Linked DNA regions of Homo sapiens: region 2 is linked to region 1. The links are chromatin loops, found by intact Hi-C in ENCODE. Cell type or tissue: GM12878. All regions are shown on one strand. Each heading gives the region's core, and the rest is flanking DNA. Links, peaks and the distances in the headings are about the cores only. Region 1 has its middle 79 kb from the start of RALY. Region 2 overlaps RALY (RALY heterogeneous nuclear ribonucleoprotein).

What was found. A loop is a pair of places that touch in the nucleus more often than their neighbours do. Peaks named below come from ENCODE experiments on the same cell type or tissue, not always from the same donor. Only the 100,000 strongest peaks of a DNase experiment are listed, where the experiment ranks them.
Region 2: a loop joins it to region 1, with 2.7 times the contacts of the local background. A loop is called at or near these places in 4 of 110 quality-filtered maps.

The regions. Positions count from the first base shown.
Region 1 is chr20:33,907,112-33,922,643 of GRCh38, reverse strand. It overlaps the pseudogene TPM3P2. Among named protein-coding and RNA genes, the nearest start is that of RALY, 79 kb to the left of the region's middle. RefSeq lists a silencer at 2,347-2,546 and an enhancer at 14,316-14,817. In GM12878, for the core only: CTCF peaks have their summits at 6,785 (motif pointing left) and 7,527; a DNase peak (open chromatin) is centred at 4,275.
Region 2 is chr20:34,013,781-34,029,312 of GRCh38, reverse strand. The region is part of intron 1 of RALY (RALY heterogeneous nuclear ribonucleoprotein); the gene reads right to left. Among named protein-coding and RNA genes, the nearest start is that of RALY-AS1, 27 kb to the right of the region's middle. RefSeq lists a silencer at 3,956-4,250. In GM12878, for the core only: a CTCF peak has its summit at 7,022 (motif pointing right); a DNase peak (open chromatin) is centred at 6,702; H3K27ac peaks cover 1,301 bases.

The sequences.
Region 1 (15,532 bases), core at 3,400-11,399:
GCACCAGGATTCTTGGAGTTAAAGCCAAAGTTCACCCTGGCCTATAAGGCCCCAAATGGTCTGACCCCCTGTTTACCGCTCTGATCATCTCTCCTACTGAGTGACTTCCTTCGTGCAAAAGATGATGACTGGTGGTCACAGAAGTGGATGAGGTCACTCAGGGTAAGGGAGTTAAGTGGAAAGGGAAGGGGAGGGGAAGGGAGAGAAAGGGAGGGAAGGGGAGGGAACCCAGGATAGAGTTTGACCAAAAAATGAGGAGCCTGAGAAAGACAACCAGAGGTCAAGGAGAAGGACCAGCAGAAGGTGGGCCCACCAAAACCAGAGAGAGAATGTCTCAAGAAGAAACAATCTCTCCTCACTGAGGGCCCACAAGGCTGAACAACCCATCTTCAATTTCCCTTTCGTGCAGTTAAACTTTTTAAACCTTTTTAAATGATGAGCCATTTGTCAGGGATGCAGCATCTTGGCAGCCAAAACAAGTAAGGAGAAAAAATATTAGCATCTTTTCACTGGTCATTTTTTCTCCCTTTCAGCCTAAGCAGGCCAGAACCAGTATTCATTATTAATAGACGCATGTTTTATTAAAGGTATAAAGACCAAAGATTTGTAACTTTAATAATCCAGATTCTTATTTTAAATTCTCCAACATTATTATTTATTGATCGGCTGGGGAATGTTTCTTTTGTGATCACCAACCTGCCAATTCCTGGAGGGTTAATAGAAGTGGTGAAATTAGAGGAGCTAGCACTGGCACTGATTTACTCCAAGGTGTCCAAAACAACTCCCACAAAATGAGCATCTGCTTTGTGCCAGGCCCTGGGCCAGGCATGGGGCATCAGAGCCAGAAGGGTTAAGGCACAGCCCTCCCCTAATTGGGCAGGCAGAAAAACAAATAATTATACGGACAAGGCAATTACTCAGGTGTGTGGGGGAGCAGAACTGAGTTGTCAGATGCTTTTCTCTGGAATTAGGAAGATTTAAGTCTCAGTGCCACAACTTACTAGCTGTGTGATCTTGGGCATGATACATTCCCTATCTGAGTCTCAGTTTTCTCGTCTGTAAAATGAGGACGGTGTGGGTTTTCATGAAGATTAACTGAGCCACTGATGCATACAGCTTGTTTGGCCTGGTACTCAGTGTGTAGAAAGCCCCCATTCAATGGTAGCTGAGGCAGTGGTGGTGGTGGTGGTGGTGATGTGAACAGTTATAGGGGCTGGGCGCAGTGGCTCACGCCTATAATACCAGCACTTTGGAAGGCCGTGGTGGCTAGATCATGAGGTCAAGAGATCGAGACCATCATGGCCAACATGGTGAAACCCTGTCTCTACTAAAAATACAAAAATTAGCTGGGTGTGGTGCTGCGCGCCTATAGTCCCAGCTACTTGCGGGGCTGAGGCAGGAGAATCGCTTGAACTCGGGAGTCAGAGGGTGCAGTGAGCCAAGATCGCCACTGCACTGCAGCCTGGAGACAGAGCGAGACTCCGTCTCAAAAAAAAAAAAGGTACGGGGGGCCAGACACAATGGCTCATACATATAATCCCAGCACTTTGGGAGACAGAGGTGGACAGATCTCTTGAGCCCAGGAGTTTGAGACCAGCCTGGACACCATGGCAAAGCCCCATCTATACCAAAAAATTTACAAAAATGTGCCGAGCATGATGGTGCACTCCTGTAGTCCCAGCTTCTGGGGAAGCTGAGGTGGGAGAATCACTTGAGCCCTGGAGATTGAGGCTGCAGTGAGCCGTGATCACACCACTGCCCTCCAGCCTGGGCAACAGAGTGAGACCCTGTCTCAAAAAGAAAAAAAAAGCAGGGGCACACACTCTGGGCATTAATTCTTCCTGAAGGAGAGGGTTAAAAGAAGGTTTCACAGAGGAGGATATATTTGAGCTGGTTCTTGAAGGATAATGAGGATTTCAAAAGGTTGACAAGCTGAGGGAAGAACATTCCAGATGGAAAGCTGTCAGGGAGAAACTCACTGGTGAGCAAATGTGAGCCGTGTCGGGGAAAAGCTGAAGAGCTCTGTGGGCTGAGGACATGGTAGCTTGAAGTGCCTGGTGGGAGGGTGGCAACAGTGCAGAAGGTCTCCAAAGCTAGGCAAGGGATCTGGGTTCGCCCTAAAGGTGATGGGGAGACTTGGAGGTGTTTTTTTTTTTTTTTAATTGTGGTAAAAAACATATAACAGGCCGGGCACAGTGGCTCACACCTGTAATCCCAGAACTTTGGGAGGCTGAGGCGGGCGGATCACCTGAGGTCAGGAGTTTGAGACCAGTCTGGCCAACATGGCAAAACCCCATCTATACCAAAAATATAAAAAATTAGCCGGGCGTGGTGGTGCACGCCTGTAATACCAGCTACTGGGTAGGCTGAGGCATGAGAATCGCTTGCACCTGGGAGGTGGAGGTTGCAGTGAGCCAAGATCCTGTGACTGCACTCCAGCCAGGGTGACAGAGCCAGACTCTGTCTCAAAAAACAAACAAACAAACAACAACAACAACAAAAAAAAAAAAACAGGCTGGGCATGGTGGCTTACATCTGTAATCGCAGAACTTTGGGAGGCCAAGGCAGGTGGATCACCTGAGGTCAGGAGTTCAAGACAGCCTGACCAACATGGTGAAACCTCACCTCTGCTAAAAATGCAAAAAAAAAAAAAAAATAGAAAAGAAAAAAACATATAAAATTTACCATCTTAACCATTTTTTAGTGTATGGTTCAGTAGCATTAAGTGTATTTACCTTTTTGCGCAACAGATCTCTACAACTTTTTCATCTTGCGAAACTAAAACTCTCTCCCCCTTGAACAACTTCCCGTTTCCCCTGTCCTGGGCAGCCACCATTCTGTTTTCTGTTTCTAGGAGTTCGACTACTTTAGGTCCCTCATGTAGGTGGCTGGCTTATTCACTTAGCGTGATATCCTCAAGGTTCATCCATCTTGTGGCATAAGACAGGATTTCTTTCTTTTTACAGGCTGAATAGTCAGGCATGAGCTCACACCTATAATCCTAGCACTTTGGGAAGCTGAGGCAGAAGGATCATTTGAGGTCTCGAGCTTGAGACAAGCCTAGGCAACATAGTGAGACCCCCATCTCTACAAAAAAGTAAAAAATTAGCTGGGTGTGGTGGTGCATACCTGTGGTGCCAGCTACTTGGGAGGCTGAGGTGGGGGGATCATTTGAACCCAGGAGGTCGAGGCTGCAGTGAGCTATGATTGCACCACTATACACCAGTCTGGGTGCCAGAGTGAGACCCTGACTAAAAAAAAAAAAAAAAAAGGAGGCCAGGTGTGAGGGCTCATGCCTATAATTCCAGCACTTTAGGAGGATTTCTTGAGCCCAGGAGTTCGAGACCAGCCTAAGCAATATGGTAAAACCCTGTCTCTACAAAAAAATACAAAAAAAAAATTAGTTGGGCTTGGTGGTGCATGCCTGTAGTCCCAGCTACTCGGGAGGCTGAGGTGGGAGGACCACCTCAGCCCAGGAGGTTGAGGCTATAATGAGCTGGGATCATGCCACTGCACTCCAGCCTGGGTGTCAGAGTAAGACCCTGCCTCAAATAAAATAAAATAAAATAAAATAAAATAAAATAAAATAAAAGGCTGAATAATGTTCCATTGTATGTAGATATCACATTTTTATCCACTCATACATAGCAGGGGGGGTGGGGGTTTAAACAATCCCTCCAAGGGGTGGTGAGGAGGGTGGTATGTAGAGTGAATTGAAGCAGCCAGATTGGCAGCAGGGAGGCCAGGGAGGGGCTGGTGCAGCCGCCCAGGTGCATGCGATGATGGCGGCCAGGCCTCAGGTATGGCAGAGGTCTTGGATACAAAAGACATTGTGGAGGTAGAATTGGTGGTATTTGATCATTGGCGATATGATATTTGTCCTAACTTTAGAAATCTAGAGGTGACTCAAGTCATTCCCGTCCTCTTACTCCAAAAGTGGGAAAGAGGGCCTGGCTGGTCCCTTCAAGGGTGAGGAGGAGGATAGAGAATTGCTATGGTGGGCGAAAGGCAAATGCCAACACTTCCAGTTCTATTAGGTTGGTGCAAAAGTAATCACAGTTTTTGCCATTAAAAGTAATGGCAAAAACAAAAACTGTGATTACTTTTGCACCAACCTAATATAATCCTTCAGAAAGTCCCCACTCTGTAGACTATCTTCCCCACCCTGTCCCCCAGCATGTGACTGGGACATTGGGCAGGATGGCTAGCCAGCCACGTGGGTGAGAGAACACAATCCCAAGGGGAAAGGGAGCTGGGCTTCTGGTCCCTGTACCACCTGTGTCTTGCTGTGTGACTCTGGATATGTCCACACCCCTCTGTGGTTCTCAGTTTCAGTGTGTAAAGTGAAAGCGTTGGTAAAGCATTGGTGCTGCCGTGGATGGTGATGATGATGATGATGGCGGTGGTGGCCAACTCTTTTTGAGTGCTTACTCTGTGCCAGGAACTCTTCTAAGTGCTTTTCAAGCATAAATGCATTGATTCATTTTATTCTTCCAGCACGATTATAATCCCCATTGTACGAATGAGGAAATGAAGGCAAGAGAAGCAAAGTTACTTGGCTGAGGTCACAGTGATAACAGGCAGAGCTGGAATTCAAATGCAAGCAGTCTGGCTCCAGACCACTCCCTGGAATCACTTGGGGAGCTTTAAAATATCAGATTCCTGGATCCACCCCAGACCTGCTGGATCAGAGCCTCTTGCTAACAAGCTCTCAGGGCTGAAGGCAGGGATTAGGGCTGAGGGTTCCATGGGGACAGACATTGCCTGGGTCTAGCCCAAGAGACAGTGGACCCTGATTCTTCCCCCACCTGCCCCAGCACTGATGTTCCCTGGGTTTGGGGGTGACTGACCCTTTTGGAGACAACCTGCAGGGTGTACCCAGATTATTCCCACCCTCTCACACATGACCTGGAGGGAGCAGGCTCCAACTTCCTCATGCCCTCCCTGGAGTCCTCAGAAAGGGTCCCAGCAGGACCTACCTGTTACACAGGTAATAAATGACCCTAAGAAAAGATACTAAACCTCTCTAGCAACCCAATGTCTTAGTTCGTTTTCTCTTGCTTATCACAGAGTACTTGAAACAGAGTAATTTGCAAAGAAAAGGGATTGACTTCTTACAAGTGTGGAAGCTGAGTAGCCCAAGGTTAAGGGCTTGCATCTACTGAGAAGCTTCTGGCTGGTGGAGACTCTCTTCAGTGTCCCAAGGCAGTGTAGGGCATCACACATGGTGAGGGGGCTGAGCGTGCTAGCTTAAGTCTTTCTTCCTCTTCTTCTTCTTCTTTTTTAAAAAAATTAGAGATGAAGTCTCACTATGCTGCCCAGGCTGGTCTCAAACTCCTGGGCTCAAGCAATCCTCTATCCTCGGCCTCTCAAAGTGCTGGGATTACAGATGCAAGCCACCACGCTCATCCCTCTCTTCCTCTTCTTATAAAGCCACCAGTTTTACTCCCATGATAATCCAGTAATCCACTAACCTATGAATCCATGAATAGATTAATCCATTCATAAGGGCAGAGCCCTCATGACCCAATCACCTCTTAAAGGCCCTACCTCTCAATATTGCCACATTGGTGATTAAATTTCAACATGAGTTTTGCAGGGGACAAATATTCAAACCACAGCACTCAGCAAATGGGAGTTAATGCAATAAGAAAACGCCCTGGAAGGTTCTCAAGAGGGAAGGGCTGTAGTCAGACACCTTCCTAATCAAATTCATCCCTGCTCCATTTGGAATTTGAATGTACTCGAGTGCTCACAGGAGCTAAATTATTCTTTTTGTACATATGGTAATGACAGTATTAGGCCCACAAATATCTTGGTATGTGGTTATTTTTTAAAAGGACAACATACTGTCAAGCTAGATACCAACAATCAGTAATCGCTCAAGTAATCACTTTTTAAAACTTCAGTCTAAAAAAGAGTTCAATAATTACTGCTATCCGCAATAAGAATGAATCTCATAGACTCAGTGAATGGGCAAAACAAGCCAGACACAGAAAGCTAGATACCAGATGATTCCATTTATATGAAATGCAAGAACAGACAAAACCAATCTATGGTGATAGAAGTCAGGATAATGGTTATTTTTGAGGAGCGTTGACTGGAAGGGAAACTTTTAGGGAGGTGGAATGACCTGTGTCTTGACCTGGGTTGGAATTACACAGGTGTACACAAAGTAAAGATTCACTGAGTTGTACATGTATAACTTATGCACTGTACTATGTGCAATTCATGCCTTAAAAATGTTTTAAAGAGTTGGATTGTTTCTTTCTGGTTATCCATGTCTTTCGTTAACATTCAGATAGTGACTGAGAACTGACTGAGCGCTTACAATGTACACACCCACTCAAGTGGGGCAAGTGGCAGAAACAAGGGAAGGTTAGGCCTTGGCTTAGCCAGCACTGGACTCTGGACTTACAAGGCTTACAGCTGGAGGGGGCTACCAAGGCCAACTGTGCTTGATGCCATTGAGACTCCCACTCCCACACATAGTCCAAAAGAGCCAAGGCCAGGCCTGCGCAGCCTGCTCCACTGGGGGAGTGAACCACTCAGAAGGCAGCTGAACGGACTGGGAATAGGAGAAGCTATTAGCAGCTACCCTGGCCACGGGGCCCTGCAGGATCAAAGATGAGAACTGATCGGGCCCACAGGGCAAGGGGGAGGCCAGAGCCAGCAGGAAGGATAATTAGGAAAGACATCAGGCCAGGCTGGACAATGGAGGCTCAGAGATGTCAGGATTCTCACTCCCTGTTGGGACCACATGGCAGGAGGCAAGGGCTCCCCCTGGGGGCCAGGCAGGTAATGGACAATGGTCCCCAGATAAGAGACCAGAGACGTCCAGTTCATGCCCAACATTTCACAGCAAGTCAGGGACTCAGCCAGGACAAGACCCCACACATCCTGCACTCTATAGGCTTCTCCCCACCATCCCAGCAACACCCCAAGGTGATGTTTATTTCCTACCCTGAATGTTCCACATTCTACGTTCCCTGCATTTTCAGCTCTTTTTTTTTTTTAAGACTTAATTCTTGATTCTTTTGACAGCTTACATCATCCTGAAAGTAAAGTGAAAAAGCCATACCACACTACCCACTTTTAATACAGATCTTTGTAGATTGGGAAGCATAAACCAACCAAAAGAGTGATAATTAGTTCTGAATTCAAGTGAGGTTTATGGAATGTGAACCATTTGGGTAATCGGCTGGGGTGGTGCCATGAAGTGGTAATTAATTTGTTTTTTTCCCTAAAATGTTTTACTTAATTAAGGGAGGTGTTGATTTATATACACCTGTCCCCTGGGGATGGTTTGTAAGGCAGGAGAAAATTCCAACTGTCTCCCCGCCACGTTTCTCATCAAATTATTTCATTACATTCAGATACACTTTTGCAGCACTGATTGTGACAGATTCTGGAGTTATGAGCTCATAAATACTGGGGGGTGGGGGGAAGCTGGAGATGCACACTTAATGGGAAATGTTCTCATAATCAAAAGAATATTTCAAGCTGTGACAATGCAGGCCAAGAGAGGGAGGGGGAGCCACTTCAAAGAATAACAGGATGCTGAATAACCCAGCACCTGCAGCTCTGCCTCCTTCTGAGTCAGCTGGGCTCTCAAATATCAGCTTGCGAAGGGCGAATGTCAGGAGGATTTGTAGCTAGTCCTGGGTTCTTTGTCATAACTTACTTGGAGCTGATAGTAGCTTAAGTTTGTTCATTTACTTAACAAATATTTATTAAGCAGCTACTATGTGCTGGGCACTGTGCTACACACTGGGAATACAATAGTGAACAAGACAAGTTTGTTTCCTACCTTCATGGAACTTACAGTCCAGGAAGAGAAAAAAATATAAACAAGTAAAAGAATAAATAGCTGATAAACATATGCCTACTCGATGATCTAGCAATTCTACTCTCAGGCATATATCCAAAATAAATGAGTGCATCTCTCCATGGAAAGACGTGTAAAAATGTTCACAGCGGTGTTATTCAACAGCAACCAGTCAGAAGCAACCCATGGTCGGCCAGCAGAAGAATGAATAAATGAATTGTGTTATACTGACACAATGGAACACTGCTGTGCAATGGGGTATTGCTATGCAGTACTCCATGCAACAGCAATATAAAAAGAACAAACTGCTGTTGCATTTATCCACATGCAAAAATGTGGCTGTATCTCACAGACAATGATGAATGAAAGAATTTAGGCAAAAAGTGTCCAAATTACACGATTCCACTTACATGAAGCTCAAAGGCAGGCAAAACTCATCTATGACAGAAACCAAATAGAAATTAGAATAGTGGCTACCTTTGAGAAGAAGAGACATGAGGGAGCTTTCTGGGGTGTCTGGGAACCTTCTATGTCCAGATATGGGGAACGGTTACAAGCACACATGTGTAAAAAGTCATAGAGGCCAGGTGCGGTGGCTCACGCCTGTAATCCTAGCACTTTGGGAGGCCAAGGCAGGTGGATCACCTGATGTCAGGAGTTCGAAACCAGACTGACAACATGGTGAAACCCCATCTCTACTAAATACAAAAAATTAGCCGGGCGTGGTGGCACATGCTTGTAATTCCAGCTACTTCGGAGGCTGAGGCAGGATGATCACTTGATCCTGGGAGGCAGAGGTTGCAGTGAGCCGAGATTGCACTATTGCATCTCAGCCTGGGCAACAGAATCAAAACTCTCTTTCTCAAAAAAAAAAAAAGTCATTGAGCTATACACTTAATATTATACTTCAATTAAAGCACGCATTTTAATGAGATCCAATACATTTTAAAAATAATAAATAGCTAAGATAATTTCACATGTTGATGAAAGATGTGAAGAAAATAAAACCAGGCCACAGGATGGGGAGCAAAGACCCTTCCGCAGAGATAGCTTTGAGATGCCACCTTTTCTGGAGGTGGCCCATGGGAAAACCTGAGGAATAAGCATTCAAGATAAGGAAGCCGCAAGGTCACTGGCTTCAAGGTGGGGCATCTGGGCATGTCTGAGCAACAGCACGGATACCAGGATAGCTGGAGTGGGAGAGTAGAAGAGGCCAGGGGGACTGTCAGGAGCTGGCCAACCCTATGGGCCACATAAGGATTCGGGTTTTATTCTAAGCATGATATGAGCCATTGGAAAGTGGAAGCAAAGAAATGGCATGACCCAACTGACCTGATTTTTTAAAACTGAGGCTACCTATTGGAATGTGGGGGGGGGGGAAACTGACAGTAGGAGAAACGGCTGCAGTGCTGAGTGGAGAGGCAGGACCTGGAGCACAAGCAGGGGCTGGGTGGGCACCGTGGCTGGGATCGCCACCATCAAGGCAGTAAAGCGCAAGAGCCAGGTTCAGCAGCAGCAGGCAGATGATGCAGAGGAGAGAGCTAAGCGCCTCCAGCGGGGAGTAGAGGGAGCAAGGTGGGCCCGGAACAGGCTGAGGCCAAGGTGGCCTCCTTGAACCATAGGATCCAGCTGGTTGAAAAGGAGCTGGACAGTGCTCAGGCGTGCCTGGCCACTGCTCTGCAAAAGCTGGAAGAAGTGGTAAAAGCTGCTGATTGAGAGTGGGAGAGGTAGGAAGGTTATTGAAAATCGAGCCTTAAAAGATGAAGAAAAGGCTGGGCGCGATGGCTCATGCCTGTAATCCTAGCACTTTGGGAGGCCGAAGTGGGTGGATCACCTGAGGTCAGGAGTTCAAGACCAGCCTGGCCAACACGGTAAAACTACTAAAAATACAAAAATTAGTCGGGTATGGTGGTGCGCACCTGTAATCCCAGCTACCCGGGAGGCTGAGGCAGGAGAATCACTTGAACCCAGAGGGCAAAGGTTGCAGTGAGCTGAGATTGCACCACTGCACTCCAGTGGGTGACAGAGGGAGACTCTGTCTCAAAAAAAAAAAAAAAAAGATGAAACTCCAGGAAATCCAACTCAAAGAAGCTAAGCACATTGCAGAAGATAGGTAGGAAGCATGAAGATGGGGCTCGGCTCATAAGTTGGTGGTTGTTGAAGGAAACTTGGGACGCAGAGAGGAACAACCTGAGCTGGCAGAGTCCTGTGGCTGAGAGATGGAGGAGCAGATCAGATCGATGGACCAGAACCTGAAGTGGCTGAGTGCTGCCGAAGAAAAGGACTCTCAAAAAGAAGACAGATATGAGGAAGCAACTGAGATTCTTACTGATAAACGCAAGGAGGCAGAGACCCGGGCTGAGTTTGCCGAGAGATCGGTAGCCAAGCTGGAAGAGACAATTGATGACTTGGAAGATAAACTGAAATGCACCAAGGAGGAGCACCTCTGTACACAAAGGATGCCAGACCAGACCTGCTTAACTGAATGAGATGCAGAGCACCCCAGTCCCACCTTGCCACTGCTCCTCCCTCTGACCCCAACTCCAACTAGGCCAGCCTGCCCAAAGCTGCCCTTTAACTGAGGGTTGATCTTTAACTGGAAGGCTGCTTTCTCCTTTCACCACCCCTACCTCCCCCACGTGTCTTTTTTGCCAAACTGTCTCTGCCTCTTCCCAGAGATTCCAGCTGCGCTAGAGGCTGAGCACCTTTGGGAACAACATTTAAGCGAATGTGAGTGCAACACATAATGTCTTTAAAAGCATGTTGTGTTGTATACATTTAGTAATTACCTTTTTTGTTGTTTTATAGCAACCATTTGTAAAACATTCCAAATAGTTCCACAGCTCTGAAGCAGCAATCTAATCCCTTTCTCCCTTTTGGAAGGTGACTGTTTAGCTTACTGTATATTGCTTTCTCTAGAAAAAAGGGAAAAAGGTATGAGCCTGCCTTACTGAGAACCAAACAGAGCCCGGGGAAAGACTCCACTCTGGGAAATCATAGCTTTGCACAAAGTACCAGCCAAACCAGAAAGGTGATTCCAGGAGTTAGCCCAAAAACAACAGCAACAAAAAATGTGCTGTTCAGGTTTTCAGCTTTAAGATATCTTTGGACAAAGTTATTTTTACTTTTTTGTTTTTTCATTAGAAGTGACCAAATTAAGCCAGGCGCAGTGGCTCACGCCTGTAATCCCAGCACTTTGGGAGGCTGAGGCAGGCGGATCACTTGAGGTCAGGAGTTCAAGACCAGCCTGGCCAACATGGTGAAACCCTGTCTCTACTAAAAATACAAAAATTAGCCAGGCATGGTGGTGGGCGTCTGCAGTCCCAGCTATTCAGGAGGCTGAGGCAGGAGAATCACTTGAACCTGGGAGGCGGAGGTTGCAGTGAGCCAAGATCGCGCCACTGCACTTCAGCCTGGGCGACACAGCAAGACTCCATCTGGGACAAAAAAAAAAAAAAAAAAGAAGTGACCAAATTAAGACGGTGAGACCTCTGAGACCAAATTTCTGTCCCATCTCCACCCCATTCCCAGCCGCTTACAGAGTGGATCATGTGCCCCTTACATTGAGGTGACCACTTGATTGCTCTCCTGCCTCCTTGAAAGAAAGAAGATTATGTTTTTGCCACTGATTTAGCCACATGAAACTCATCTCATCACCCTTTTCTGGGTTTGAAGCTGCTGTCTCTAAAAGTGCCATGTCATTGTGCTTTGTATCAGTCAGTGAGAAATCTTGAATAGCTTGTGTACAAAACTTTTTAAATGTCATATTATTTTGAAACTTTGCTTCTTTGGGTTTCTGGCACCCTGGCTACCCCCTCTGGCTGTGAGAGCTCTCCACAGTCTGTAGGCTGGCAGGTTGCTGATCTTTTAAAGTTTCTTTCCCTACCTAATCCCCACTTTTTGGTAAAGTTTCTAGGAGGTCTGTTAGGCGTACAAACTGCAGCTTATTGGCTTACAATGTACTCTCCTTTGATGCCTCTTTGACGACAACTGGGAGAAAAAGAAATCAATAGTGCAACTGTTTTGATACTGAAGACTGATGAGTGTCTTTTTGAAATAAAGAACCAGGCCACGCATGATCGCTCATGCCTATAATCTCTGCACTTTGGGAGGCCAAAGCAAGTGGATCACTTGGGGCCAGGAGTTTGAGACCAGCCTGGCCAACATGGTGAAACCCCATCTCTACTAAACAAAATGCAAAGAAATTGGCCAGGCATGGTGGCACATACCTGTAATCCCAGCTACTCAGGAGGCTGAGGCAGGAGAATTGCTTAAACCTGGGAGGCGGAGGTTACAGTGAGCCGAGATTGCACCATTGCCCTCCAGCCTGGGCGATAGAGCAAGACCCTGTCTCAAAAAAAAAAAAAAAAAAAAAAAAGAAAGAAAGAAATTAAGAACCAGTCCCTCCAAAAAAAGACCCAAACAAACAAGCAAACAAACCCTGACTGTACAGCACTGGTGAGGATGTCAAGCAATAAGAACTCTCACACATTGCTGGTGGGAAGGCCAAATAGTTCAACTTCTCCGGAAAACACTTGGCAGTTCCTTACAAAGATAAATATACACTTAACAAACTACCCAGAAATCTCTTTGGCATTTACTCAAGTGAAACAAAAGCCTATGTTGAACCAAAAAACATATGAAAATGTTCATATCAGCTTTAATTATAATCATGAAAAACTGGAAACCCCAAATGTTTCCCCATTGAGGAATGGTTAAACTGTAGTCGAGCTATACAATGTAACCCTATTCAGCAATAAAAAAAAGGATGTCTACCTTAAGTAAACAGGAGAGAGACCTGCTCTCCAGAACAGTTGCCCTCCAGGACAAGCAATTGATACATACAAAAACTTGGATAAACTTCAAATATATTGTGTTACTTAAAACAAAGAGTTTATTTGGGAATAGCAGGAGCGATATGCATGCTCTGGTGAACCACAGGCATATCCAAAGGAGTTTCCTTTTATAGACAAAAGGAAAAGTTCACAAAAGCTGCTTTGAAACAAGGACCATTGGTTACAGGGGCCTCCTGCAATAGTTGGCATCCACTCATTGGTGAAGGCAGCCATTGTTAGTCAAGTGTTCTTGTGCAAGAGGCTTATCTGAAATTTTTGAAATTGTTGTGGTTTTCAGAGAGTCCTTACAATCATTCCAGTCATAGGCATATGTGCACGAGAGCCCTTCCTTCAAGGCCCATGGGCTCCATTTTGTTCGGGGTCAACATAAGTGACTCCATTTTGATTACTGAAAACGTCCACAAGGACCAGCAATGGATACGTGCAAAAATGTGGATGAATCTCAAAGGTATCGTGTTACCTAAAAGAAGCCAAAGCTACTGTGTGATTTCATTTATATGGCATTCTGGAAAAGGCACAACTATGGTGATGAAGAACAGATCAGTGGTTGCCAGGGGATCAGGGTGAAGGGAAGGTTTGGTTACAGAGGGCCCTGGCCACATGACAGAATCTGCTTCTATATCTTGATTGTGATTGTGGTTTCTGATTCTATGCATTTTTCAAGACTCCTAGAACTACACACCAAAAAGAGTGACTCTCCGCTGCATGAAGTGGCTCTTGCCTTTAATCCCAACATTTTGGGAGGCTGAGGTGGGAGGATTGGGATCTCTAGAGCCCAGGAGTTCGAGACCACCCTGGGCAAAATAATGAGACTGCTTCGCTACAAAAAAATAAATTAGTCGGGCATGGTGGTGTGCATCGGTACTCCAGCTACTCAGGAGGCTAAGGTGGAAGCATTGCTTAAGGCTGCAGTGAGCTGTGATCACGCCATTGCACTCCAGCCTGGACAACAGAGCAAGATCCTGTCTCAAAAAAAAAAAAAAAGTGACTCTTACTATCTCCAAGTAAGTTTAAAAATAATTTTTAAATGTAAAAAATAAAAAATAGGTTATACTTTCCTATTGAAAATCAGACCACCTGCAAGTCTGGAGCATTGTTGATTTAGGGCATGCAAGGATGCTGGTCCAGGCCCTCCCAAGCATGAGCTAGCAAAAGTGCTGCACACTCACAGCCTGCTTTTCCTCTGGGCATTACTTTTGCCATAGCCTGCTGATCCCCAGGACAGGGGGACTGGCTTAGCAGCAAACCAAAGACAACGATTCCTGGGCAAGTGATTTATGAAGTGCTCCTAGGAGAAACTGGCAGGAGTGGGGGAAGAAGATAGGAAAGAGAAAAAGCCAAGCAAGAGTGCACTAGCAGATAGCGTCCCAGCCTCAATCTGATCCCACTGGGAGCCGAGGAATGTAAATTACAGCTCGGTTTGTGCCTGGAGGCAAAGGAGCTGGACTCATGCTCTTGTGTATCTGCCCATCTATGGCCAAGGGCCACCCGGCGGGGAAGTAAACTGCAGGCACTTCCAGGTCCTTGTGCTGTGCAGCCAGTGGCTCCAGGAGCCCAAGGGCAATCCTCTGAAGAAAAATCTCACATGGAAGCTGTCAGATGAAAACACCTGGAACCTGGGCAAACAGAAATGCTAAGAGGATCCGAGGGCAGCTGGGTAGAGCTCCAACAGTGCCCGCTCCACCAACTGTGGCTCATCCGCCGGACGTTTACTCCCAAAGCTCCTCCATGGGTCAAACCCAAAGGGCTGGGAAAGGTGGGCCCTGCCCCCAGCTCCTGCAGGAAACAGGAGATCAGGGGCACGAAGTCTTATCAGTAGTTGGATCCAAAGGGATGAAGTGGGAATGAGGTGAGAGGGTCTAAAGTATTTCCTGGAGACAGGCTTGGGGATCCCGGGAGCTTATCCTAACTTAATGCTGACCTCTCGGCCACATGAGGTTCCAGGGAATGAAACAGAGTTAAAGGTGGCAGCATGTGGCTCTTTACCCCAGACATGAAGGCAGTTAACTTGAGACCATAGCCCCCTGTTTATGTTCTAAAAGTTGCACTCATGGAAAGAGTGTACCCACGGGAGCAGGCAAGAGAAGAAAGCTTGAATCCCACGTACTGGTTCATGGACTGGTGCCTGTGCCCATGGTCCCCAGCAAGAATGTCCTGAGGTGGCCAATTATCCGTCGCAAGGAAGGCTGTCCTTTACTTTGGGATTATCTCTAACCTTTAGTTTTGAGGTGCAAGTTACCTATGGTTTCTGAAATGGTGGTGATACTAAATGGGGATCATGTTGTTTGTTTGCTATATATTACCTTTTTTTGGCAAAATAAAACAATAGCAGCTCTGCCTTGGAACATTAAATATGGGATGAAGGAAATTCAACCACCCGTGGAATACAGAATTGGGTACCTCTGGTGAGACGGGGATGTCAGTTTCTCTGCCTCACCTCAAGCTCTGGAGAGGGGCGTCCTGGGAACCACGCGACCTCCCACAGCTACCATTACAGTTGATGGAGCTAGAGATGGTCACCTGACTAGACACAGTGAATTCATTGGTTGATCAACAACCAATTAGAGCCAGGCATGGTGGCTCATACCTGTAATCCCAGAACTTTGGGAGGCCAAGGTGGGCGGATCACTTGAGGTCAGGAGTTCAAGACCAGCCTGGCCAACTAGTTGAAACCCTGTCTCCACTAAAAATACAAAAATTAGCCAGGTATGGTGGCACGCACCTGTAATCCCAGCTACTCAGGAGGCTGAGGCAAGAGAATCACTTGAACCTGGGAGGCAGAGGTTGCAGTGAGCTGAGATTGTGCCACTGTACTCCAGCCTTGGTGACAGAGTAAGACTCCATCTCA
Region 2 (15,532 bases), core at 3,674-11,673, 110 kb before region 1:
GGTGCCGGCCACCATGCCCAGCTAATTTTGTATTTTTAGTAAAGACGGGGTTTCTTCATGTTAGTCAGGCTGGTCTCAAGCTCCCAACCTCAGGTGATCCACCTGCCTTGGCCTCTCAAAGAATTCTTTATTCCCTACTATGTCAACTTCCTCTTGGTTCAGGATCACATTATCTCTTGCTTGCACTGCTGGCATATTTCTTGAAACTTACTGACATTACAAAGGCAGACTTACAGGAGTCTCTTCCCTGGTCTCTGTTTCACTAGTCTCCCCTACCCCTCCTATTCCAATCCATTAGACCCACACAGCCAGACTAATGGTCCTAATGACACTTCCCTGCTCAAAAAAAGTCATGGCTCCCAGTCACCTCAGCCTTGCTCTTAGGTATGCCAGTATCTGGTCATCATCCGCCTTACTTCTACCGTGGGCTTTCCAGCTCTCATATTTTTGGTCCACACTGTTGTCTCACTGGAATTGCCCTTCTTCATTTACACACATTCAAACCCTTCTTAATTTTCAAGGCCTAGTGAATCTATGACGTAATCCTGAACCCTTTTCTTGCCACTCTCTCTGCCATGTTTTTTTTTTTTTTTTTTTTTTTTTTTTTGAGATGGAGTCTCTCGCTCTGTCACCCATGCTGGAGTGCAGTGACACGATCTAGGCTCACTGCAAGCTCCGCCTCCCGGGTTCACACCATTCTCCTGCCTCAGCCTCCTGAGTAGCTGGGACTACAGGTGCCTGCCACCACGCCTGGCTAATTTTTTGTATTTTTAGTACAGACGGGGTTTCACCGTGTTAGCCAGGATGGTCTCGATCTCCTGACCTCATGATCCGCCCGCCTCGGCCTCCCAAATCTGCCAAGTTCTTGAAACATCTCCGGCTTGTGGGTATATTCATTTCTGCACTCACCATCAGCTAAGGCCTCAGGAATACAGTACCCCTGTTCCCCTTCTTCCTTGTAGAAATTCCTACTACTTCTGAAGAATGGAGACCTAGTCAGTTATAAGATTTCTTTTTTTTTTTTTTTAAGATAGGGTCTTGCTCTGTTGCCCAGGCTGGAGTGCAGTAGTGCAATCTCAGCTCACTGCAACCTCCGCCTCCTGGTTTCAAGCGATTCTCCTGTCTCAGCCACTCAAGTAGCTAGGATTACAGGCACGTGCCACCACGTCTGGCTAATTTTTGTGTTTTTAGTGGAGACGGAGTTTCACCATGTTGGCCAGGCTAGTCTCCTGACCTCAAGTTATCTGCTTGCCTTGGCCTCCCAAAGTGCTGGGATCACAGGTGTGAGCCACCACGCCCAGCCAGTTATAAGATTTCTGTTTCTATTCCTCCTACTTAGTCTGGATCTACCTCCCAATAAGAGACCTGAGTTCTAATCTGCATCTCAGATTCCCCATCTGCAAAATGGGAATTCCTATACTGCCAACACAAGGATTTTATAATCACATGTTTTTATCAATGTGGTAACAGGTGAGGAAAAGGGCAGAGTTAGGATGGGAGAGTCCCAGCCAGGTCTTTTATGGTTCTTCTTGTAAGCTGAATAACAGAGTACATACATGAACCTTCTATCTAATTAGTCAAAAAATATTTCCTGATACTAGCTGTACTGGTTGGCTTTGCTGTGTAAACAGCTCTGAATAAGGGGTTATGGAGGATGCACAGATGATTGAGAACAGTCCTTATCCTTAGGCACTTGGCATTCAGGATGGGACTATGATGTCCCACAAAAAATTACTAATAATAGGCAGGATCTAACAGTTCAAAGAATGTTATGTATTGTGGAAGTGAAGAAACAAATCAGTCTGACCTGGGTTTGTCTCAGAAGCTTCACAGAAGAAGCAAAGATTTAAGCCAGGCCTTGATGCAAGGTGACAGAAAGACATGGGCTGCTACTATGCCTCAGGCACACGGCTGGGTGTTAAACTGTTAATCCTTATGATACCCTGTGAAGTAGGTGATGACATGTCCATTTTACAACCAAGGTAACTGAAGACAGGTGAGGCTAAGTGTGCCATTCAAGGTCAAACAGCTAGTAAGCAACAAAGCTAGCATTTGAACCCAGGTCTGCTTTACTTTACTCCAGAGCCTGTGTACTCTCATGATCTGCCTTACTTATTACACAGCAACATGAAAGAAGACCAGAAAAACTAAAGTTCTTTCTAACCTCAAAATTCAATCATTGAACGGGGGATGTGGAGGGAGTGGGGGTTGTGTGCTCACTGCTGCTATGTCTTCTCCGTAAGATTGTGACCTTATGGCAGGATTAGGGTCTTATGAACTGTCATATGGGTCTTGGGTCATGTAGGATTAGGGTCTTACGAACTACCTGCCAGGCTCTGTGTCAGCCTAAGTATCTGTGAGTAAATAAAGGAATAAACAAAACCTGCCCGGCAACTCTTATTCTGAGGACTAGAAGTCCAAAATCTCAAGCTCCATATTCAGAGTCTCAGCCCCAGTATGAATATCAACCGAATATCTACTAATCTGTTGGCTTAAGGTGTCCTTTTCCCATTCTTGTTTTCACAAGTCAAGGGAGATGTAAGGAGTGCAAAGGCAGGGAGCAGAGAAAAGAGGATGGGAAAGGGGTGAAGGGAGAACAGGTAAGGAAGGAGACACCTGAGCAGGTTTAAAATGTCTCAGGTTTAGAGGCCAAGGCGGGCGGATCACGAGATCAGGAGATAGAGACCATCCTGGCTAACACGGTGAAACCCCGTCTCTACTAAAAATACAAAAAAAAAAAAATTAGCTGGGCATGGCTGGCGGGCGCCTGTAGTCCCAGCTACTCAGGAGGCTGAGGCAGGAGAATGGCGTGAACCCGGGAGGCGGAGCTTGCAGTGAGCCGAGAACACGCCACTGCACTCCAGCATGGGCGACAGAGCGAGACTCCGCCTCAATAAATAAATAAATAAATAAATAAATAAATAAATAAATAAATAAAATGTCTGAGGTCTAGACTTTGGAAAAGATCTTTTTCCTTCCGATACCAGAACCAAGGACTTTTATTTAAAAGAGAAGCAGCAGGAATTCCTCTTTGTAAATGTTAAATGAAGGGAGTTTGCTTGTCCAAACTCCAAACTAAATGTGTCAATAGGAGGTAAAGTGAAACACTTATCGACAAGTTGCTCAGGGCTCCAACCCTCAGCCCTCACTATTGCCCTGCCCCAGCCCAACCTCTGCCAGGTTTAAGCTGAAGCCTGCAGAGGTCAGAAGACAAGCAGGTTCTTCCTCTTGTCACAGCTTCCTCCTCTACCAGCATTACTCCAGGCTAACAAGCCTTGGGAGTATATCGTTCCTTGTGGCTAAGGGGTTACTGACATCCTCTGGACCTTTCTCCAGTAGCTCCCCATCATGAAAGCTTTGTTGAAAAACCTTCCTTATCCCCACCCCCCACAAAAAAAAAAAAAAAAAAAAAACAACCAGGAATCTACTGCTGGAAGCTAGGGAAAGGAGCCAGGAAGTGAATGAAGAGTGAAAATTATGGGAAGCCTGGGTGTGGACATCAAAGGGTGGGGAATCAAGCAAACGGTCTGGGACAAGAGAAAGGGAGCATTCCCTGGGGACCGAAGACGATTTTAACAGAGGAAATAATCTCCTACATTTGTAAAACAATTTTTTTTTTTTTTTTTAAAATAGCATGTCCCTACAGAACTCTTGTTGTTTAGAATAAGCAAGCTCCAGGGCCTGCAGGAAGACTGACCGAAAGGTGTTGGGCCAGGTGAGGTGGCTCACGCCTGTTATCCCAGCACTTTGGGAAGCTGAGGTGGGCGGATCACCTGAGGTCAGGAGTTCGACACCAGCCTAGCTAACACGGCTAAACTCCGTCTCTACTAAAAATACAAAAATTAGCTGGGTGTGGTGTGGTGGTGCATGCCTGTAGTCCCAGCTACTCCAGAGGCTGAGGCAGAAAAACTTGAACCCGGGCAGCGGAGGATGCAGTGAGCTGTGTTTGCACTACTGCACTCCAGCCTGGGCAACAGACTGAGATTGTCTTAAAAAAAAAAAAGAGAGAGAGAGAGAGACGTGTTGCTGAAGGGTTATCTTCCTCAGGAGAGAGGAAGAGAAAGGGAAGCTGCGTTCTCTAGGCCTCTGGGGTGGCAACCAAGGCACCAGTGAGCAGCCACGGGAGATAATCTCAGCCTAATGGCTCCAGGCTCCCTCAGGCAGGGCTCCCCTGAAGGCAGCCTCCAACGCATTTCTGCTAGAGTCAGCACTTCAGGGCTCACAACCGACCACACACAGGGAGTAAAAGACTGGCACAGGGCAAAGGCACAGGGCAAATAGCCCTTGTCCCACAAGCCAACTTGCCAATCTATTTGACAGTTGGGTTCCAGCTCCCCCTAACCCCTCAGCCTCAAAACTGCCTCAACCCTTCTGTAAGGCTTGCTTATCCCAGCCTTTACTAAACCCCATGGTCTTGCAGTTCTCCCAGACTCCTCCCCTCACAAGGATACCTGACCTTGACTCTTGTGACTGGCTCTACTGTATGGTTGCCTATGCCCAGGCATAATAAAACTACTGGCTGTGTTGCTGTGGGGGTAAAAAAAATGACCTCACAACATAATAAAAAATGCAGCCAGGACACAAAATGGGTCAGTAAAACCCTCCCATACTCCCAAACAAAGACAGGTGTCAGGATGCCCAGTGTATCAAAAAGTAGGCCCTAGAGGACAGCTGGTTTCTTAATGACAGGTGACATTAGGGGTCTTGAGCCCAACCCATGTTCACGTATGAGAACATAATGCATGCCATAAATAGATGAAACTCAATCTAGGCAGTCTCCAAGCTGCCTGGAGGAACGTCCACAGAATACAACAGATGTGCAAGACAATCATTCTTGCCTCTGCATTTTCTGGGCAGCTAACAGCATTTCTCCTTTCTCAGCTGAAGCTATCTCTAGTTTTCCCCTCCTCCTTCCCTAGAAGATCCAACCCTGCAGGAATTATCAAGGGAGGCACGAGTAATTACTGTTTTCTTTTCTCCATGCTAATGAGACAGTTGGATGGTTCCCCTTCCCCCTCTTGAGCTGGAAGTGAGAATCTAAAGCTTTATAATCAGTAACCAACACACCAAAGCTCCGACCAGACACTGCTCTGTGCAACTGAGACTGTGTAGAAAATGGCTTTCATGCCCCTGATGAGACCAGAGTTGGAAGGGCTCAACCATTTTATAAAAAGGGAGGTAAGACCAGAGCAGGGAGGGGAATCTGTCCAAAGTCACAGAGGGAAGTCAGTGGCAGGGCCAGAACCAGTCTCCTTATTCCCAATCAGGCCACCTCTCACCTCACTCAGACCATGTTGGCCAGGCTGGTCTCGAACTCCTGATAATCTCAGGTGATCCGCCCGCCTTGGACTCCCAAAGTGCTGGGATTACAGGCGTGAGCCACCACACCCAGCCTGTCATTGGTTTTTGAATACCTATTCAAAAACTGATATGTAAGCTTGAAATTTGCAGTTCCAGCCTCCACACTGAGGTCCCCTCCAAAGTTATTCTATACTGTATTAAGTCTGAGTGAGGTGAGAGGTGGCCTGATTGGGAATAAGGAGACTGGTTCTGGCCCTATTATACCATAGACTGACTGTGGGGCTCTTGTGATACTCCAGCATATGATCAGTGCTGACCATAAGGCTTCACTTTCTAGAGTGCACAAAATTAGGTGCTTTATTCTATAAATGGGGTTAGCTCCACATGAGAGCCCCTGCCTTAGTCACCCGCTTAAGACTTCAGACCCCCACCCCCTCGAACTAAAGCCCAACTCAAAATCCAAGGACAGGCCTCCCCACCAATGGCCATTGTCCAGAGACTGCTTGCCAGCCTGGATGTCCACTTGGGTTTGCTGCTCTCTCCACCCCTCTGTAAGGAAGGCAGCATATAGTAGAAACAATTAGCAGATAGACCTAGGTTTAAGCCATGGCTCTCCCACCAAAACTGGGTATCCTTGGTGCTTTGACCACCGTTCACTTGCCTGTCTCTTCTACCACTCTTCCCTACTTGGGAGCAAGAAATATTCAGTTGTTTTCCTGTATCCACAATGAGTCAGTCACTGTCTACCAAATGATACTCTCTAAAACTTAAGTCCTCACATTTGTAAAATGGTGATTAAATCACCTACCTCAGAATAGTGAAGATAAATGAGGGGAAAAAATTACGTAAACTGCCTAGACTAGTGCCTGGCCCTTCTTCCTCTACTGTATCTTGGATTCCCAGGGCCAAAAGTTTGTCTGTACTGAACTACACAGCCCATCCTGGAGACATCATGCCTTGCTGACGGGGTCTGTTCCACTCTAGCAGTCAGACTGACTGCCAGTTCCTGGAACTCTACCAATAAAAACAGATACGACTACTCTCCTCACAGGTGAAGGTAGTGAATTTCAAGCAAATGATCTTTGAGCATATACTAATATTCTAGATTGAAAAGAGAGGGGAACTTTGGGGGAAAAAATGCTATGCTATGAAGCTGGAGGCTTAGAGAAGAAATCCCAAGTCCCAAAAAGTGGCTGAAGATAATCTGCACTGGAGCCTACAGAAGGGCCAGAGACATGAAATGAATTGCCTTTGGTCACATAGGAAGCTGAAGGCAGAAATGAGCTTAAAACTCACCACTGTGGTCTCCCTAGATGGTACTTTTTCCGTCCTTCAGGGCAGATGCACAGTGCTGAAGGAAAAAGGAAGTGAGGCATAGGAGGCTCAGTAGAGTGGCAGGGAGAGGCACATAGGGACATCAAGTGGCACTTACAAAGTTTCTGTTTGGTAAAGGTGACTGAGGGATAAAGCCAGCCTTTAGTTTCGTAGGGGCCTTATGTGCTCTGGCAGTTGAGGGGCAGAAACAAGTTCAAACTGGCCAGAACAAGTGTCAACAGTTATGGAGGGGAAAGGTATAGGGTGTCTCAAAGTATCATAAGCCCCTCCACCCACAACATCAGCTGCTTTGAGTGATCAAAACCTTCTGCCTACCCATCCCCAACTTCTCAACTCATACTATGATCCAGATTTTCTACGGTATCTGTCTTTTCCACTAGAGGGCCCTCAAACTTAAAAACTAGGGGTGAGGTATAAGGTATAGAGAAGAGAATAAGAGCTTTGTCCAGGCTGTGCATGGTGGCTCCCATCTATAAACCCAGCAGTTTGGCAGGCCGAGACAGGAGACCACCTGAGCCCAGGAGTTCGAGACCAGCATGGGCAGCCAAGTGAGACATTGTCTTTATTAAAAAAAAAAAAAAAGAAAGAAAGAAAGAAAGAAAAAAGGAAAGAAAGAGAAGGCTGAGTGTGGTGGCTCATGCCTGTAATCCCAGCACTTTGGGAGGCCAAGGTGGAAGGATCACTTTGGGAGGCCAGGAGTTGAGGACCAGCCTGGGCAACAGAGCAAGACCCGTCTCTATTTAAAAAAAAATTTTTTTTTAATAATAAAAAAACTTAAAAGAACAAATTAAAAAAAATTTTTTTAATAATAAAAAAATTTAAAAGAACAAATTTTTTAAAAAGAGTTCCGTCTCCTGAGGAAGATCTGACTGATGAGTCTTTTCTTTATTCTACTCACCATATTCTACTTATTATATTCACCCGAACTTCTGAGTTAAGTGACTGGCCCAAGGTCACGCAGCTAATAAAGGCAAATCAGGACTTGCCTGTGTATCAAGTATCCTTTTATGGCCATGACTGCTATGGTTTGAATGTGTCTCCTAAAGCTCATGTGTTGGAAACTTAATCCCCAAAGCAACAATGTTGAGACAGGGGACTCTGAGAGGCAACATTAGTGCATGAGGGCTCTGCCTTCATGAATGGATTAATGTCATTACTGCAGGAAAGTGTCTGCTATCTTGAGAGTGGGTTTATTATAAAAGTGAGTTCAGCCCTCCCACTCTCTCTCACCATGTGATGCCTTCTGCCAGGTTTTTATGCAGCAACGTGGCCCTCACCAGATGCGGGCGGCCCCTTGATCTTGGACTTCCCAGCCTCCAGAAGCATGAGCCAAACAAACTTCTATTGTTTGTAAATGACTCAGTCTATGGTATTCTGTTACAGCAGCACAAAATGGACTAAGACGGTGACTTTCAGCCTGGCACAGTGGCTCATGCCTGTAAATCCCAGCACTTTGGGAGGTCCAGGCAGGTAGATCACTTGAGGTCAGGAGTTCAAGACCAGCCTGGCCAACATGGCAAAACCCCATCTCTACTAACAATACAAAAATTAGCCAGGCGTGGTGGTGCACGCCTGTAATCCCAGCTACTTGGGAAGCTGAGGCACAAGAATCGCTTGAACCCCGGAGGCGGAGGTTGCAGTGAGCCAAGATTGCACCACTGCACTCCAGCCTGGGTGACTGAGTGAGACTCTGTCTCAAAAAAAATAAACTAATTAAAAAAAAAAAAGAAAAAGACAATGACTTTCAGCAAATTTGATTTTTATAGTTTTGAGCGGTAGGTAGGACAGGTGTTCTCTACTAAATCATGTCCCTTCTTCAAACACCTGCAATCCATTTCAGGCCTAGTTCTGACATTTATCTTCTCTTACAGAACTTGCATAACTACCTTCTTTCTTACAGGTCAGCAAACTTTTTCTGTATAGGATCAGATAGTAATTAGGCTTTGTGGGCTACCATAGTCTGCGTGGTATTCAACTCTGCCACTGTAGTGCAAAAGCAATCATGGATGAACAAATGAGTGTGGCTGTGTTCCAGTAAAACTTTACAAAAGAGGCAATGGGCTAGATTTGCCCCACCAGTTTGCTGACATGTTCTAACTAATCTGTCTCCAATCACCTGTTGACTAATCCATTATTCCTACCACAGTCCTGTAACCTCAGTGGATCCCCTTTGCCTACAGGATGGTTTAAACTCTACCCTTATTCATCCTCTACCACATCCTTTTCCTGCACACTGCACTCCAATCACACTGAGTTGTAATTTGGCAGCTTCTACCATTCCTCATGCTGTTCCCTAACATCCTCAATGACTTTCTCCATCCCTTTGCCAATATTATCTACTCAGAGACAAGTCCAAATGCCAACACCTGGGAGAAGTCTTTGCCAATGATTCCTCCCCTCACCCCCATGGGAGTTAATCCTTCCTCATGTTCCCTGACTAGCCTCCTTCCCAGGTAATCTGTCCAGCACATCCTCCACTTACATGTGTTACGGTGAACCTTCACATGCCTATCTAATTTACTGGGAGTTCTTGAAAAACAGGAACTGTGTTTCATATGTCTATACACTATTTTCAGAACCTGGTACACAGTGGGCACTCAAGCTTCCTTTTTTTTTGAGACAGAGTCTTGCTCTGTTGCCCAGGCTGGAATGCAGTGGCGGGATCTCGGCTCACTGCAAGCTCCGCCTCCCGGGTTCACGCCATTCTCCTGCCTCAGCCTCCCAAGTAGCTGGGACTACAGGCGCCCACCACTACGCCCGGCTAATTTTTTGTATTTTTAGTAGAGACGGGGTTTCACCGTTTTAGCCGGGATGGTCTCGATCTCCTGACCTCGTGATCCGCCCGCCTCGGCCTCCCAAAGTGCTGGGATTACAGGCGTGAGCCACCGCGCCCGGCCAAGCTTCCTATCTACCGAATAAAGCTTGCTCTGTCTTACATAATTTGTATGTGTATGGTTGTCCCTCACCCACCACTACCTCCCCACTCCCCCAGAATTCTAAGTTTCTCAAGAGCAGGGACTGTGTCTTACTCAACTCTGTGTCCCTTGCAGTACCTAACAGAGCACCCAGTGTCTGCCTACTGAACAGGCTTCTAAGCTGAGTAGATTACTAGAACATGGGGATCTTCGGTTCTAGCAGAAATGTGAGACGACCCACAGCATCAAAGAATCCTTCAGTCTGCTTTATGGGCTTGCCCCTACCTCCCATCCCATCATGTTTTCGGGTCTGGCCAGGTAACCACTTAAAGCAGAGGCCAAGACCAGGCATCTCACTAGGTTGCTCTCACCTGTGCTGAGTTAAAGGAACTGGAGCTATGTGAAGAGCAGAAGGATCCTTTTTTTTTTTCTTTTGAGACAGAGTCTCGCTGTGTCGCCCAGGCTGGAGTGCAAGATGCATGATCTCGACTCACTGCAACCTCCACCTCTCGGGTTCAAGCAATTCTCCTGCCTTAGTCTCCCGAGTAGCCGGGATTACAGGTGCCCACCACCAGGCCTGGCTAATTTTTAAAATATTTTTAGTAAAGACAGGGTTTCACCAACTTGGCCAGGCTGCTCTTGAACTCCTGACCTCAAGTGATCCACCCGCCTCGACCTCCTGAAGTGGTGGGATTACAGGCGTGAGCCACTGCGCCCGGCCGAGGGATCCTATTTTTAGACCTCCTTGTCCCTGGGCTCAAACTGTATCCTAAATACTAGCCCTAAACTGACCCCCAATCCGTATTTAGCCCTAGACCAGAAGACAGCCTTCTAACAAGTACAGATCCTTGGTTCCCCAAGGCAGGTGATTTCACTGAGGGAAAGGCTGCAGTTCAACCTCAACTGAAGAAAAAACTCAAAGGTATGTAGTAAGGATCATTAGGAGCTCCATCTCCGGATGCAAAGGAACCTCTATTGAGATTAGGGGTCCTGGGCAAACCTGTAGTCCACAAGTACAGCTATCCTACCTTGGGGCATTTGTGGGGTGGAAGACTAAATTGCTAATGGAAAAAACAAAACAAACACCAAAAGAAATTTTCTTCTAAACCCAGAACAGAACAACATTCCATCTGGGTAAGTGAGCTTGTCACAGGCAAGGGGTACTTAGCATATCTTCCATTCCAGGATTACGGCTGTCAAGTTTTAATTAGGGTAATTAGAGTTAAAAATGTAATTTCATTTCAGGGGTATTTTGAACAGATTCCATTAATTTCTTTCTGTAAAAGAACACAGAAAGGAGGGGCAGGCTGTGTGAAGCAGAAGATTTTGCCATGAGAGAAGCAAGGTTATTTGCCTGGGCCAGACGAACTTTCAAACCAATGCCAAGAACCACAACACCTCTGCAGGTCTGGCCCAGAGGACAGAGGACTGCTGCTCTTCAGGCTTCCTCCCTTCTCCCCCACAGAAGTCTAGAAATAAGTTTCAGTTGGTACTTGCTAATAAATCAATCTTCTCCTCCCTACCTGCTGCACCTGCATTACTGCCATCCAATGGCTACTACTACAACCTTAAATCTGGCAAAGGATAAGGGCTCAGAGCAGTCCATCTGTTTTGCTACACGTTAGGTACTGCTCTAATGCCCACCCCTTTACCAGTAATTCCTGGACACATCTTTATGCTTTTGTTTGTGCTGGTTCCCTGGTCTGGAGTGCCCTTCCTGGCTTAACTCTTACCCTTCATTCTTCCTTCAAAACACAGATCATAATTACATCCCCTAGGAGAACCCCCATTCATGCCTTTGGAATCTCAGAATTCCTTATAAACTCTTCTATCAAGGAACATACATTATACTGTGGTTTGTATCTTTGTCTGACTCTGATGCTAGATTGTGAGGTCATCTAAGAATCCCTAGCACTAGCACAAGCCCTGACACACAGGAGACACTCAACAAGTATCTGTTGAATGACCAACTATAGGAGGAATTTGGTCTGACCACACTGGCTGCTGAGCATGTTAAGCCTGCAGGTTCTCCAATGCATCCAGTTATGAATCCCTTCCCTCTCCTTGCACAAGGCCAGTTCAGAAACCTGACTCTGCACTCCGTAGAGGAGAAAACCTTCCCATTGATCCCAAATGATGATTGATCTCTCCCATTAGAGCCTGCTCACCCCTTAGGGAACTTGGAAAGGAGATGAGAAAGCAAGAGAAAGTAAAAGCAAGCAGAGCATCCCTCTCCACCCCCTGCACCTGCCTTACCACAGGTTTTAAAGAATTTCCTCCAGTCTTTGAACAGCTCCAGGGAGACAGCCTGAGCTCCCGTTCAGTCTGTAGAAGGGTAAGTAAGAGAGGGCCCTGGTAGAAAACAGTTCATCAGATTGGAATCGGTGTTGCAAATGCTCAGAAATGTATTAATAGCATAGTACAATAGAGATTATGCTATATGACAATGGGCAGCCAAGTCACTTCATTTTGACTTTTCTGAGCTTCAGTTTCCTTTCCTTCCTATGCCAGTAGGTTGCAAGGAGAAATAAACACAATGAGGCTCAGTATTTAACACTTAGTAGGTATTCAATAAGTGATTTTTCCATCTGAAGAGGGGGCCTATACGATGTACCTAGCATCACATTAGGTAAGAGTTTATAAAGGTGAGGAAAACACATCAAATAGGGATACAAGTTAACCATTTCCCCGTTTGTTCAGGGTAGCCCTGCCTGCTGGTCCCCAGGGGAGGTGGGCTACACCAGCAGAACTGTTGTATTGACAAGTGTAACCAGATCCATTTCACGGTAATCATTCTCCCTACCTAGGAGCACTGCTCCAGCCTCCTCCCAGGCTCCCCAGGCCTGGCTACAGGCCCATATTGATCCATTTCTAATTAGGAGCTGTGTCAGTGCTTCTGGCAGAAGGTCAGGGCCTGGGCTGCCTCGCTGGCCTCTGGCCAAATGCCCTAAAATGCCCCGCCCCAGGCAGACCCAGAGAACGGACACTATGAGGTAGAAAAAGATCCCAGACTAAACTCATCATAAAGCAGCATGAAATTTTAGAACTGAAAGGGTCCTTTATGAGTATAGGTTTTTAATATTTCAGTGGAGAAAGCTGATGTCCAGAAAAGAAACTTGTCCAAGGTGGTATCAGAAGATAATGCATATCTTTTTACTTCTAGTTCTTTCTCTAGATAAGTGTTTCCCAACCTGGCTACACAACAGAAGGACTCAAGGAATTCATTAAAAACATCAGTTTCTATGCCTGACCCCAGAGATTCTGATTTGGAACACATGCAGTAGCTTTGGCTTTCTTGTGCTAAGTATGGGGATCACCTTCCAATAGCAGTGAACTCAGGTTCAAACTCACCTTGGGTCATAAACAGTAACATTCAGAGGTAGCCCACTATTGTCTGATCCAGTCCTCCCCTACCCCCATCATTATACTAGCGGCCTGAATCCAAAGGATCTATCATAAATGGTTCCAACTTCCTAACAGTCTGCTAGCTTGGCTGTCAGCAAAGAACATTTCCTTTCAAAACTAGTCTGAAACTAAAATGTCTGTTATGAAGATACAGAAACCTAAGGGGTGGTGGTGACAGCACCTGGGTATAAAGAAATGTGGAGGATGCTGTGGTACTCGGTGTGTGGCATCTGGCACGGGCAGAGATTATGTGGGCATGTGTGGAGGGGAGGACTTGTGCGCAGATGTAAGGGAGTGAACAGTGTGGTGTCTGAGTTAGGCTTGCAGATACTTTGGTAGCACACACAATTCTGGGTATCTGGGTAGAAGACAGTGGGACAGGGGTGTAAGAGGGTAAATGTGTGCACATACGGGAGGAGGAGGAATAGATGGCTTGAAAGTGTAAGGGAGATACTTTGTGTATAGAAGAGAGGACATACATGCACATCAATTGTGTGTGTGTGTGTGTGTGCACATGTTGCAAAGCATTGAGCCTGTAGGGATGGGGAAAAGTAGGTGTCTGCCTCTGTGTGGCCTATACACCTGTATGCATGAGAAAACAGATCCATGAACATTCCTGACTCATCTAGCCCTGGCTTTGCCTGAAGGCTCCTACCACTCAAGGGCAAACCTATCTGCAGAAATTTCTCATTAAAATTGACATTTTGACAACTACGAAAAATAAAATGATAATGACACCCCCAGCACTGTGGGAGGTTAAAAAAAAAAAAGTCTATGCCAATAAAACACAAGAGACAGATGAGAAGCAATTATGCCTCAATTACTTCTCAGCTTCACAAGGGGAGGTGTTATTTGGAGTTAAACATTGTATGGCTGATTCACATCTCCACCCAAAGACTTGGATTTCTTGGGTTACCTAGGAAAAGTGCAAAAAAGAAGTAGGTAGAGAAAGGTAAATAAAGTTTTTTGCTTTTTTGTTTTTTTATGAAGGACTGGAGAAAGGGGGAGATTTAAAAAAAAAGGGGGAAATATTGAGAAGAAACAAAAAATAAAAGGCAAAAAGGACAAAAGAGGTAGGAAGAAGGGAAGGAAAGAATAGGAAGAAAAGTAAATATCCTTTAGGCTGGCCCACAGAGATTTAGCACACATTTGGCAGAAATTCTGAATAAGGGGGACAGGTGGATTAGTAGGTAGGGCCTGGCTTCCGTACTTCCTCATTACTTTTACTCCTACCATTCCTTCCATCTAGAATGTTCTTCCCACCATCTCTGCCAACTGAACTCCTGAATCTTTAAGGACAAGCTCAAATGCTACCAGCTTCTAGAAGCTTCCAAGATTTCTTCCAGTTAGTTCTCTCTCAAGAATTCCAGTAAATTTCCAGAGCACTTTGTCACATTTCTTTTTTTGACTTTGAAAAAATCTGATTTTATTTTCTGAATCATAAAGAAGTATTTCATGTTAAATTTAGACTGTTTAGCTTTCCACTGATATCTCAAGATACTTTCCAGATATTAACAGTACTCAGAACTGTGTAAAGGTTAACAACCAATACCATGTTTTAAAGAAAAAAGTTTAAATGTAAGACTAATGTCTTGGGGACATTACTAAATGTATTTCTAAGAAACCCTTCTCAAAGGTCAAAGTATTGGCAATTCTAATTTTAAAATTTTTAATTTTTAATTATTGGAAATTTAAGTAACAATAGTTTCAAGAGCTAAGAATCAGACTGCTTTTTAAAACAGAATTTTTTTTCCCTGAGGGATTCATACTTGACAACAACTCCAGTTAAACATAATACTCCACCCAAATCCCAAATTTAAATGCATTATTTCACCTTGGAATAGTAAAATTATAAAATGGAATTTCTAAATTATAATACATATACATAATCCACCACTTTAACTGTCACGTTTACCCGCAGAATTATGAAATCAAAAACAAACTCTACATTCAAGAGACAAATGATAAATGCTCTTTCATTGTTTTAAGCATCCATTCCATTCTTTGTTGTTTTCTACTCCCATATTTTAAAATTATGACCAAAGGACCAAAGGCCAAGTCAATCCCATTTCCCTGAATCCAACTGCCAGTAGGTACTGGCCCTACATACGCGTCCTTTAACAAGCCCCGTTCTCAAAAGGCTGGGGGTATTTATATAAGAACTTATTCCAAAGTGACTCTAAGATCCACGTTCCCAAGATCTAGTACGGGCTACTCATGTGTTCTGAGGCATGTCCAGCATGCACGCAAACTTAATCTGTTCAAATTGAGGTAAAACAGACAAAAAACACTTAATATTAACAGAAGCTACATAATTAAAACTAACCTTTTGCTGCTTATTTAAGCTAATTATGTATTCTTGCAAAACAGAGACCCTCAAGTCAATAATTTTTTATTTTAGTCACCCCCAAATTAAGCCTCTTCTTTAAAGCGCACTGTCATATTTCATCTGTAGCACTCAACACCAAACTATACTATAAGTATCAATGCATACACATTTCCATCATTCATTTTGTAAGTACTATTTGTGCCAAGCCTATTTCAGAGACACAAGGGAAATAGAGATAAGTAGCACA